Regions from separate parts of the Homo sapiens genome. Here region 1 is linked to region 2. Evidence: read pairs that join two places in POLR2A ChIA-PET (ENCODE). Cell type or tissue: CD4-positive, alpha-beta T cell. All regions are shown on one strand. Region 1 overlaps CFAP74 (cilia and flagella associated protein 74). Region 2 overlaps PRKCZ (protein kinase C zeta).

Region 1 (5,000 bases), 120 kb before region 2:
CCAGTAATTTTTTAAACTTACAAAGAAACAATTGCATTTTAAAGTCCTGGGAGGCAGAATTTTAAGGCATCTTGTAAAATTCCAACAATATTTTTTCCACTTGAAAGAACTGATTAAGCTGCTAGTCTTTGAATGGCAGGATTTTCAGAAACTATTTAGAAAATGGCCAAACCTATTCAGCTCTGTGCTTGTGAATTCCATGCGGCCTCCGCGACGTCATTTTGCTGGACACCCCGTGGATGTCAGTCTTCTAAAAGGTGTCATTGCACACACACAGTTCCTCTGAAGATGATCACACTAAACCATATACACTGAGCATCCGGTTAAAGACGGCACTTCCAACAGGCAGCCACCTCTGATCTCTCCTGAGTCCTCACTAACAACAGGGGGTAGATTTATTGTTTTCAGTACATGAATCTACCAGGGCAAGGGTCATTGGGAGAAACAGGAGCAAAGAGAAGCGGGAGGTGGAGGGATGAGGGTAGCTGTCCCTGCAGACAGAGGCGCTGGCTGACCCTCTGCAGGAGAAGCTGAGAACAAACCCGACGTCGCCACACAGCTGTGAAAGGTTCAGGACTGGGCAGCTTCAGGTGGTCCTCCAGTGGGAGCAGTGGGATTGGGAACTGAGAGACCCAGGAAAGCGTGCTGAAGAAGCAGTGGAAGTTCCACTGTGGTGACATGGCTAGCCAGTGTGCTGGCATCACACTGAAAATCATCAGAAATGCCGGATAGGACTGTACTTTAATTCTCGTAAAAATGTTGAAGAACAAACCAGGTGAGGTGGCTCACACCTGTAATCCCAGCACTTTGGGAAGCCGAGGTGGGCGGATCACTTAAGGTTTGAGACCAGCCTGGCCAACATAGTGAAACCCCGTCTCTACTAAAAATACAAAAATTAGCCGGGCGTGATGGCGCATCCCTGTAATCCCAGCTACTTAGGAGGCTGAGACAGGAGAATCGTTTGAACCCGGGAGGCGGAGGTTGCAGTGAGCTGAGATCATACCACTGCACTCCAGCCTGGGCGACAGAATGAGACTCAGTCTCAAAAAAAAGAAAAAAAAAAACAGTTGAAGAACGGACAAAATAAGAAACTTTCAGGTTAAAACCTAAGTAAAAATATAGATTAAATAAGCAAGCTAAAGGGAAGTATATTATCGAGTTGCATTAAAAACTAAGAACAGGCCGGGCTCGGTGGCTCACGCCTGTAATCCCAGCATTTTGGGAGGCAGAGGTGGGTGGATCACGAGGTCAGGAGATCGAGACCATCCTGGCTAACACGGTGAAACCCCGTCTCTACTAAAAATACAAAATTTAGCCGGGTGTGGTGGCGGGCACCTGTAGTCCCAGCTACTCAGGAGGCTGAGGCAGGAGAATGGCATGAACCCGGGAGGCGGAACTTGCAGTGAGCCGAGATTGCACCACTGCACTCCAGCCTGGGCGACAGAGCGAGACTCCGTCTCAAACAAACAAACAAAATGAAAACAACAACAACAACAAACCCAAGAACAACCAAAAAAAATCAAACTAACTTTTTTTGTTTTTGTTTTTGTTTTTTGAGGCAGAGTCTCACTCTGTCGCCCACGCTGGAGTGCAGAGGTACGATCTCGGCTCACTGCAACCTCTGCCTCCCGGAGTCAAGCAATTCTTGTACCCCAGCCTCCTGGGCAGCTGGGATTACAGGCACAGGCCACCACGCCTGGCTAATTTTTGTATTTTTAATAGAGACGGAGTTTCATCATGTTGGCCAGGCTGGTTTCAAACTCAAGACCTCGGGTAATCCGCCCGCCTCAGCCTTCCGAAGTGCTGGGATTACAGGTGTGAACCACTGTGCCTGCCCAAACTCTCTACAGTTTAAGAGAGAGACGTCTAAAACACAAGCTTAAGAAGCATTGCGTCAGAAAGAAAGGCAGGAAGCATAAACAGGAAGTTAGTGGAGTTGTCTAGAAACAGACAAAAAACTTAGGCAAAAAGCAGGAACGGCAGTGGGGACACATTCTAACCGCATGTTCAATTCACCAGGAAGACTCAGCAGCTTCAATTCTGCACTTCACGTTGATTGATCAGATTATTCACTATGGGAGCTACTTTAAACATACGAAAAAATAGAGAAAAAATCAGATTAAGTGTGTGTAATCTCATGTGGGCTTCTAAGTGGACTGGCAGTAACAGAAAGAAGGTCTCCTGAAATACTGGCCGGGTGCGGGCGCTCATGTCTGTGATCTCAGCACTTTTGGAGGCCGAGGCGGGTGGATCACTTGAGGTCCGGAGTTTGAGACCAGCCTGACCAACATGGTGAAACCCCGTCTCTACTAAAAATACAAAAATTAGCTGGGTGTGGTGGCAGGCACCTGTCATCCCAGCTACTCAGGAGGCTGAGGCAGGAGAATCGCTTAAACTCAGGAGGTGGAGGTTGCAGTGAGCCAAGATCATGCCACTGCACTCCAGCCTGGGTGACAGAGCAAGACTCTGTCTCAAAAAAAAAAAAAAAGAAAAAAAAAAAGAAGAAGAAGAAATGAACATCTGTAATGTGATAGAGTATATATATACCAAAAATTACCACAGCAAACGTCACACTTAAACATTAAAAACATTCCCTTAAGACCGAGAACAAAACAGGGACGCTCTCTAAAACCACTTCTCAGTATTCATCACGTCCCCAGCCAGAACAATCAGATGTAAAAGAAATAAAAGGCGGCCGGGCGCGGTGGCGCACGCCTGTAATCCCAGCACTTTGGGAGGCTAAGGTTGGTGGATCACCTGAGGTCAGGAGTTCGAGACCAGCCTGACCAATGTGGGGAAACCCCGCCTCTACCAAAAATACAAAATTAGCCAGGCGTGGTGGCGCACGCCTGTAATCCCAGCTACTTGGGAGGCTGAGGCAGGAGAAACGTTTGAACCCAGGAGGCGGAGGTTGCAGTGAGCTGAGATTGAGCCACTGCACTCCAGCCTGGGCGACAAGAGCGAAACTCCGTCTCAAAAAAAAAAAAAAGGAAATAAAAGGCATAAGGAATGGAAGGGAAAAATGGTCATTATTTCAGATAAAATGACTCTACATAGAAAATCCAAACAAATATACAGATAAGTTATTTAATTAAAACAACTTAGTAATGTTGCTTGGTACAACTTCAATAATGAAAAGCAAGTATATTTCTATTTATCAGAAGAAATAATGAGAAAATGAGATTTAGAAAAGCTACCGTTTATAATCACATCAAAAACCATGAAGTACTCAAGAAGAAATACAACAAAAGACACACAGACCTCTACAGAGAATGCGAGGAACCCCCTCGGGCAGCATGAAAGGAGACAGACATAAAAATAAATGGAACAAACGACCCATTTCTTCAACAAATAAATGGCCTGGAGGAAAATAAGGAAGGGGAGGTCTTTAAGTGAAAAGAGCCTCAAGAGACAAGTCGGCCACATGCAACCTGGGGATCTTGTTCAAATCTCGATTCAAGCAAACCAGCTGTAAAAGACATTTTTGAGACAATTCCTGAAAGTGAGCACAAACTGGCATTAGTTTCCATTAAGAAATTATCAATGTGGGCCGGGCGTGGTGGCTCATGCCTATAATCCCAGCACTTTGGGAGGCTGAGGCGGGTGGATCACCTGAGGTCAGGAGTTCGAGACCTGCCTGGCCAATATGGTAAAACCTCATCTCTACTAAAAATACAAAAATTAGCCGAGTGTGGTGGCGGGCACCTGTAATCCCAGCTACTTCGGAGGCTGAGGCAGAAGAATCACTTGAATCTGGGAGGCAGAGGTTGCAGTGAGCCAAGATCGTGCCATTGCACTCCAGCCTGGGTGACAGAGCGAGACTTCATCTCAAAAAAAACAAGAAATTATTAATTGTATTGGGGTTGATGATGATTTTGTGGTTATGCTAAAAATGAGTTTCTATCTGTCAGAGGCATCTGCAAAGGTTTTTACAGGTGAAATGATATATCGCCTGGGATTTTCTTTGAAACATGCTAGTCCAGATCTACACGTAGGGAGGGGTAATGGGAGAGGAATGCTGTGAGGCTGATAGTTGCTGAGGCAGGGACGGGCACCTGGGGCTTCGTATTATCATTCTCTTTACTTTTTTGACTTTGCAATTTTCCATAATAAAAGTTTTTTCTAAAAGAAAGTCTAAATAAATAGCCTGGGCGCGGTGGCTCACGCCTGTAATCCCAGCACTTTGGGAGGCCGAGGTGGGCAGATCGTGAGGTCAGGAGATCAAGACCATCCTGGCTAACAGGGTGAAACCTCATCTCTACTAAAAATACAAAAAAAAATTAGCCGGGCGTGGTGGCGGGCACCTGTAGTCCCAGCTACTCGGGAGGCTGAGGTAGGAGAATGGCGTGAAGCCAGGAGGCGGAGCTTGCAGTGAGCTGAGATCTTGCCACTGCACTCTAGCCTAGGCGACAGAGTGAGACTCCGTCTCGAAAAAAGTAATAATAAAATAAAATTAAAATTAAAAAATAAAATAAATAAATAAATAGCTCATGTTCAAGCACTACAAACTCAATGTTGTCAGGAAGTCAGTTCCTTCCAGATTGCTCTATAGATTCCCTAAAACCCCTATCCAAATCCCAACAGAAATGTGTGTGTGTGTCTACATGCAAGAGCAAGAGAATGAGAAACTCGTCTGGTGAATTTTAAAATGTATATGGAAGAACAATGGAACAATAGTTTTGAAGGGGGAAGGGGTGCCCCACCAGATATCAAGATTGATTCTAAAGCTGTAAAACTAAGACAGTAGAGTGCTTTGGACAAGACAAACAGACCAATGGAACAGATCAGAGAGGCCAGAAACAGGCCCCCACGTACTAGCGCTATGCAGGATAGAAGCAGGGTTGCTGAACAGCAGCCACGGAATGGACATCTTTGTCGGCACCCACCCAAAGATCAGTCTCACGTGGATTAAAGACTCGTATGGGAAAAATCAAAATTCAGCTACAGTGTGTGTTAGCGGGGAGTCGATGGGGGGTGGGAATGGAGCCTTGTTACTTCAG
Region 2 (5,000 bases):
TTTTTTTGTTTGTTTGGTTGGTTGGTTGGTTTTTTTTTTTTTTGGAGACAGAGTCTTGCTCTTGTCGCCCAGGCTGGAGTGCAGTGGCGTGATCTCGGCTCACTGTAACCTCCACCTCCTGGGTTCAAGGGATTTTCCTGCCTCAGCCTCCCAAATAGCTGGGACTACAGGAGCTCGCCACCATGTCTGGCTATTTTTTTTCTATATTTGGTAGAGGCGGGGTTTCACCGTGTTGGCCAGGCTGGTCTCGAACTCCTGACCTCAGGCGATCCGCCTGCCTTGGCCTCCCAAAGTGCTGGGATTACAGGCTTGAGCCACTGCGCCCGGCCCCATTTTCTTTACATTTGTGACTTACAGTCATCAGCTGAAGGAAAGACAGTGGCTTGGCTAGGGCCTGCCCACTGCTGGCCGAGGCTGGCCGGGTCACCCAGGTGCCTGCCTCTCCTGCTCTGGAGCCGGGCACTGCCTGAGGGCCTGCAGCACCAGTCAGGGCCCCGGGGGATCCCTCCAGGGTCTCAGTTCTGACTAGCGAGTACCTCGATTCATGAGTATGTTTTTTAATGTAAGGTTTTAACGTAAGGTTTAAAAAGGCAGCCGCCCCGTTTCCTCCCCACTGGTCTCGCCTTCAGCAGTGATTTGTGGTGACTGTGACGTTCTCTTCGGTGGGCTGCCTGTGGATCGCCAAGTATGTGCTCCTGCTGCTTCTACCTGATGTCTCCCCATCTTGGGCTTTGAGGGGGGCTCATCCGGGGCATTCATATTTTCTGCCCGAGTTCGCTCCTGACCCAGGGCAGGTGGAAGCCAGCAGGTGAGGACCAGGGTGTCAGCCAGAAACTCGGAAGTGGCACAGAGGCAGCATCCGATAGCCCCTTTGTCAGAGGCGACCAGGGCCTTGAGTGAGCTGGGATGGACTTCTCTTATCCTGACATCCTGGAAGGGGGTGCAGCCTGCCTGTCTGTGTCCCAGTTGAGTTGGCAACATTTTTTGTCTTTCCTCATGATGCACGAAGTAGTGGTATCTCTGAGAGCCAATGGCAGCCTAGCTGCCGTGGAGAATGCTGGGGGGTGGGTGAGAGTTGGGGCACAGAGGACTCATGGGGCAGAGGCTGTGGTCCAGTCCTTGTGGGGGTGACTCCAGGGATGGCAGGTGGGTGGTGTGGCCAAGGAGGAGGGAGGTCAAGGCACTGGTGTTGGGGCAGGGAGAAGGGACCGCAGTGCCCATGTGTTTGAGGGAGGGGAGATGATGGTGTGGGAGTGTAGAGAGGGCGGGGGCCCAGCCCACAGCATCCATGCCCTGGGGATTGGGTGCCACCGGTCAAGGGCTCCACGGGGCTGGCTCTGGGGGAGGGAGAGCGGGCGCCATGTTGTGTGTGTGGTGCGTGTGGCGCGTGGGTGAGGGTATGGCCGGCTGCGTAAGTTTGTGGAAGCGTTCGGAATGCTCAGGAGATAAAAACAGCAGAGGGCTGCACCCCCCCACCCTCCCACCCCAGCTTTTCTCCAGGAGGACGCTCCGTCGTGGCCTGGGAGGACGTGGAAGGAGGGACCCCGGATGCAGGGCAGGTTCGTCTTGTGTGTTGAGAACGTGCTCTCCAGGGATCTGTGTTAATACAGGTAGCCCAAGCACAGTGTCCAATGAGGGAAGGAACATTTGAAACAGAAGAGATGACTTATTTTGTTGGACAAAAAAGGAATATGGTGGACATTAATTCTTAGAAGAGGTTTTATTTGAAACAAGTCACAAAAATAATCAAACAGCAGGTTGACTTTGGAGTTCAGCTCACAAAAGTTAAGCTTACAGAGCAAATAAAATAAGCTGAAGAAAAAGATAAGATGACTGGGCGCAGTGGCTCACGCCTGTAATCCCAGCACTTTGGGAGGCCGAGGCGGGTAGATCACGAGGTCAGGAGTTTGAGACCATCCTGGCTAACACGGTGAAATCCAGTCTCTACTAAAAATACAAAAATTAGCCGAGTGTGGTGGTGGACACCTGTAGTCCCAGCTGCTCGGGAGGCTGAGGCAGGAGAATCGCTTGAACCCGGGAGGTGGAGGTGGCAGTGGGCCGAGATCGTGCCACTGCACTCCAGCCTGGTGACAGAGCGAGACTCCGTCTCAAAAAAAAAAGAAAAAGAAAAAGAAAAAGCTAAGATGCAGCAGGTGGAGCCGCCTGCCGTTGGGTTTCAGCTTTTCTTATGGAAAGAATGTTACGGCCTGGGTGCCTCCATTCTCTGATTTCTTTTTCTTTCTTGACTTTTTAAAATTGAAACAAAACTCCCTAAAACATGAAATCTGAAGCGTTCAACTCCACGAGTTTTTACAAAGCAAACTGCACCGCGTCACATAGCTGATCCGTGTGTAGCTTGTCCTCTGGACGCGGGGCCACCCCCACACCCCGAGGTGACCCCAGGCGTAACCTACCCGTCCCCGGCCTTGGTGCCTGCAGATAGTTTTGCTTGTTTCGAGCTTTTGTCTTGGGATCCGGGGCCATCCACCCTGGGTGTGGCCGCTCAGTCGGGCCCCTGTGTGGGGCTTTCCCGTGGTGTGGGGTGCGGTTCTGCCGTGTCCGTCCCCACTGCGGGGCTGCTCTGCTGGCTGAATTCTCCACGTCTTATGTATCCACCCTCATCTTGCGAGGCACCGGGGTCCCGGCTTTTGGCCACAGACATCCGAGCGCCTTCTGTTGCCCGTGGCGCATCTTTCATGTGGGCACACCCAGGAGTGGAGTTTCCGGGAAACAGACGTTTCCCTCGCGTGGCCGCACCAGGTCGCACTCTGCACTGTGTTTCTGCCTCCAGTTATGTGGGGTTTTCTGCACCCACAGCCACTCTGGCGCCAGCTGGGTGTCCTGTGTTTCCATTCAGCTCTGACATCAATTACCTGACGTTAGCGCAGACCCTGCAGATGAAGGGCTCATTCCCACAAGCCTGCCCCTACTTGAGAGCCAGCTGCAAGTGCCAGGTGACAACCTGGATTCTGACCAACTGGCTGTGAATCGGGGGTGTCCGTGACCCCTTCCTGAGGCTCGGGTGGGCTAGAATAGCTCCCGGAACTCAGGAAAACACTTTGCTTAGTGTACCCGTTTATTAGAAAGGACAGCCACACGGAGGAGCTGCACGGGAGGCTGAGGTATGGGGGGTGCAGAGCTTCCGTGCCCTCTCCAGGCACGCCACCCTCCAGCACCTTGGTATATTCACCAACTCGGACACTCTCCAGACCATGTCATTGAGGGCTTTTTGTGGAGGCTTCGTGACAGGCACGGTTGATTCAACAGCCAGCCACTGCTGATTACCTCAGTCTCTCCTGTCTCCTCTCTGGACCGTGGGCTGTGGGACGGAAAGTTCCAACCCGCTAGGCATTCCTTGGTCCTGCTGAAGACCAGCCGCATCCTGGAGCTGTCCCGGCTCCCGGCTCCCCGTCATCTCATTAGCATGCAAAAAGACACTCTTACCGCACTCCAGGATTCCTAGGGTCAGAGGGGCTGCGCGCTGGGAAACTGAGACAAAGGCTGAATCTGTGTTGATGGCACAGTCACTCTGGGTCGTGTGGGAATTCCCGATGCACCTCCTTCCAGCACATGGACTGTCAGAGCCCTGCGTTGTCGCCAGCACAGCAGATCTGAAAGGCACTAGGCTGTGGCCTCGCGACGGCTGAGGTGAGCTGCTTCTCCGAGGCTCCCGGGTTATTGGGGACCCTCCTTTTAAAGGTGCCTGTTCCAGTCTTTTGCCCCATTTCAAAATTGGGCTGTCAAAGAACAATGTCATTGGGGGGTCCGTCTTTTTTGTTGGTTCCTGGGGGCTGTGTGTGTTTTAGAGACAAGTGCTTTGATTTTTTGTGTTGCAAACAGCTTCTGTCACTCCGCGGCTCGCCTTCCACTCCATGGATGGTGTCTTCTGATGAACAGAAAGTAAAAGCTTACTTTATAATTAGGGCTTTTGCGTCCTGGCTGTGTGTGGGGCCTCTTTCTGGACTGATCTGTCCCCTTTGTTTTTTGCCCCCATGTCGTACTGTTCTGATTTCTTCTGCTTTATAATCACCATTGGTAACTTGTGTTATGAGTCTCCAATTTGGGGTTTTTAGTTTTCAAGGTTATCTTGGTTATTGGCTTTTTACATTTCCATACACATGGGCTTGTTAATAAGCCATTTACAGTTGGCTTATTTGCTTTCAAAATCTCCATAAGACATTTGGATTGCATTTGGATTTCTTGATCAGTATGGGAGATTAGCATCTTTACAATACTGAGGTTTCCAATCCGTGAACATATCTTTAGGCCTTTGATTGGGGTTTTTTTGGCAGGGGAGTTGCGGGGGGCAGACAGGACCTCACTCTTGCCCAGGCTGGAGTGCAGTGGCATGATCATGGCTCACTGCAGCCTTGACCTCCTGGGCTCAAGCAATCCTCCCACCTCAGCCTCCCAAGTAGCTGGGACTACAGGTGTGCACCACCATGCCCAGCTATTTTGGCATTTTTTTGTAGAGACAGGGTCTCCCTATGTTGCCCAGGCTGGTCTTGAACTCCTGGGCTCAAGTGGTCCTTCTGCCTCAGCCTCCTAAGGTGCTGGGATTACAGATGCAAGCCACTGCACCCGGCCTTAAATTCTTTCAATAATATTTTGTAGTCTTGTGTGTAGCGGTCATCCACATTTTTTGTTCAAATGATTCCCTGGTATTTCAGTGCTTATGCTGTTTTAAGCCGTATTACTTTTACAGTTTTTTTTTTTTTATCTTTTTGTTTATAGCAATGTGTAAAGAAGTGTGATTAACTCATTTGTCTTGGCCTCTCCTGGTCCCCGTAGTTTGTCTGTGGTTGCTCCGGAACCTCTCTGTGCGCTGCCATTTTGTCAGTGACCGGCTGTTTGTTTCTGCCTTTCCTTCAGATGTTGCCTTGTTACCCTGGCACTGTTGATCCTTCCAAAACAGTATGGGACAGAAGTGGTGACAGCCACATCCTCTCGTGCCTGATTTCAGGGAAAAGCTTTAAGAATTCCACCATTAAGGGTGCTGT

What was found. ChIA-PET counts read pairs that join two places held together with the same protein. Peaks named below come from ENCODE experiments on the same cell type or tissue, not always from the same donor. Only the 100,000 strongest peaks of a DNase experiment are listed, where the experiment ranks them.
Region 1: POLR2A ChIA-PET joins it to region 2 with 5 read pairs; 3 of 35 experiments call an interaction of 5 or more read pairs at or near these places.

The regions. Positions count from the first base shown.
Region 1 is chr1:1,994,448-1,999,447 of GRCh38, forward strand. The region is part of intron 1 of CFAP74 (cilia and flagella associated protein 74); the gene reads right to left. Among named protein-coding and RNA genes, the nearest start is that of CFAP74, 6.8 kb to the right of the region's middle. In CD4-positive, alpha-beta T cell, no CTCF peak of the experiment used is centred here; no DNase peak of the experiment used is centred here.
Region 2 is chr1:2,112,663-2,117,662 of GRCh38, forward strand. The region is part of intron 4 of PRKCZ (protein kinase C zeta); the gene reads left to right. Among named protein-coding and RNA genes, the nearest start is that of PRKCZ, 65 kb to the left of the region's middle. In CD4-positive, alpha-beta T cell, no CTCF peak of the experiment used is centred here; a DNase peak (open chromatin) is centred at 2,734.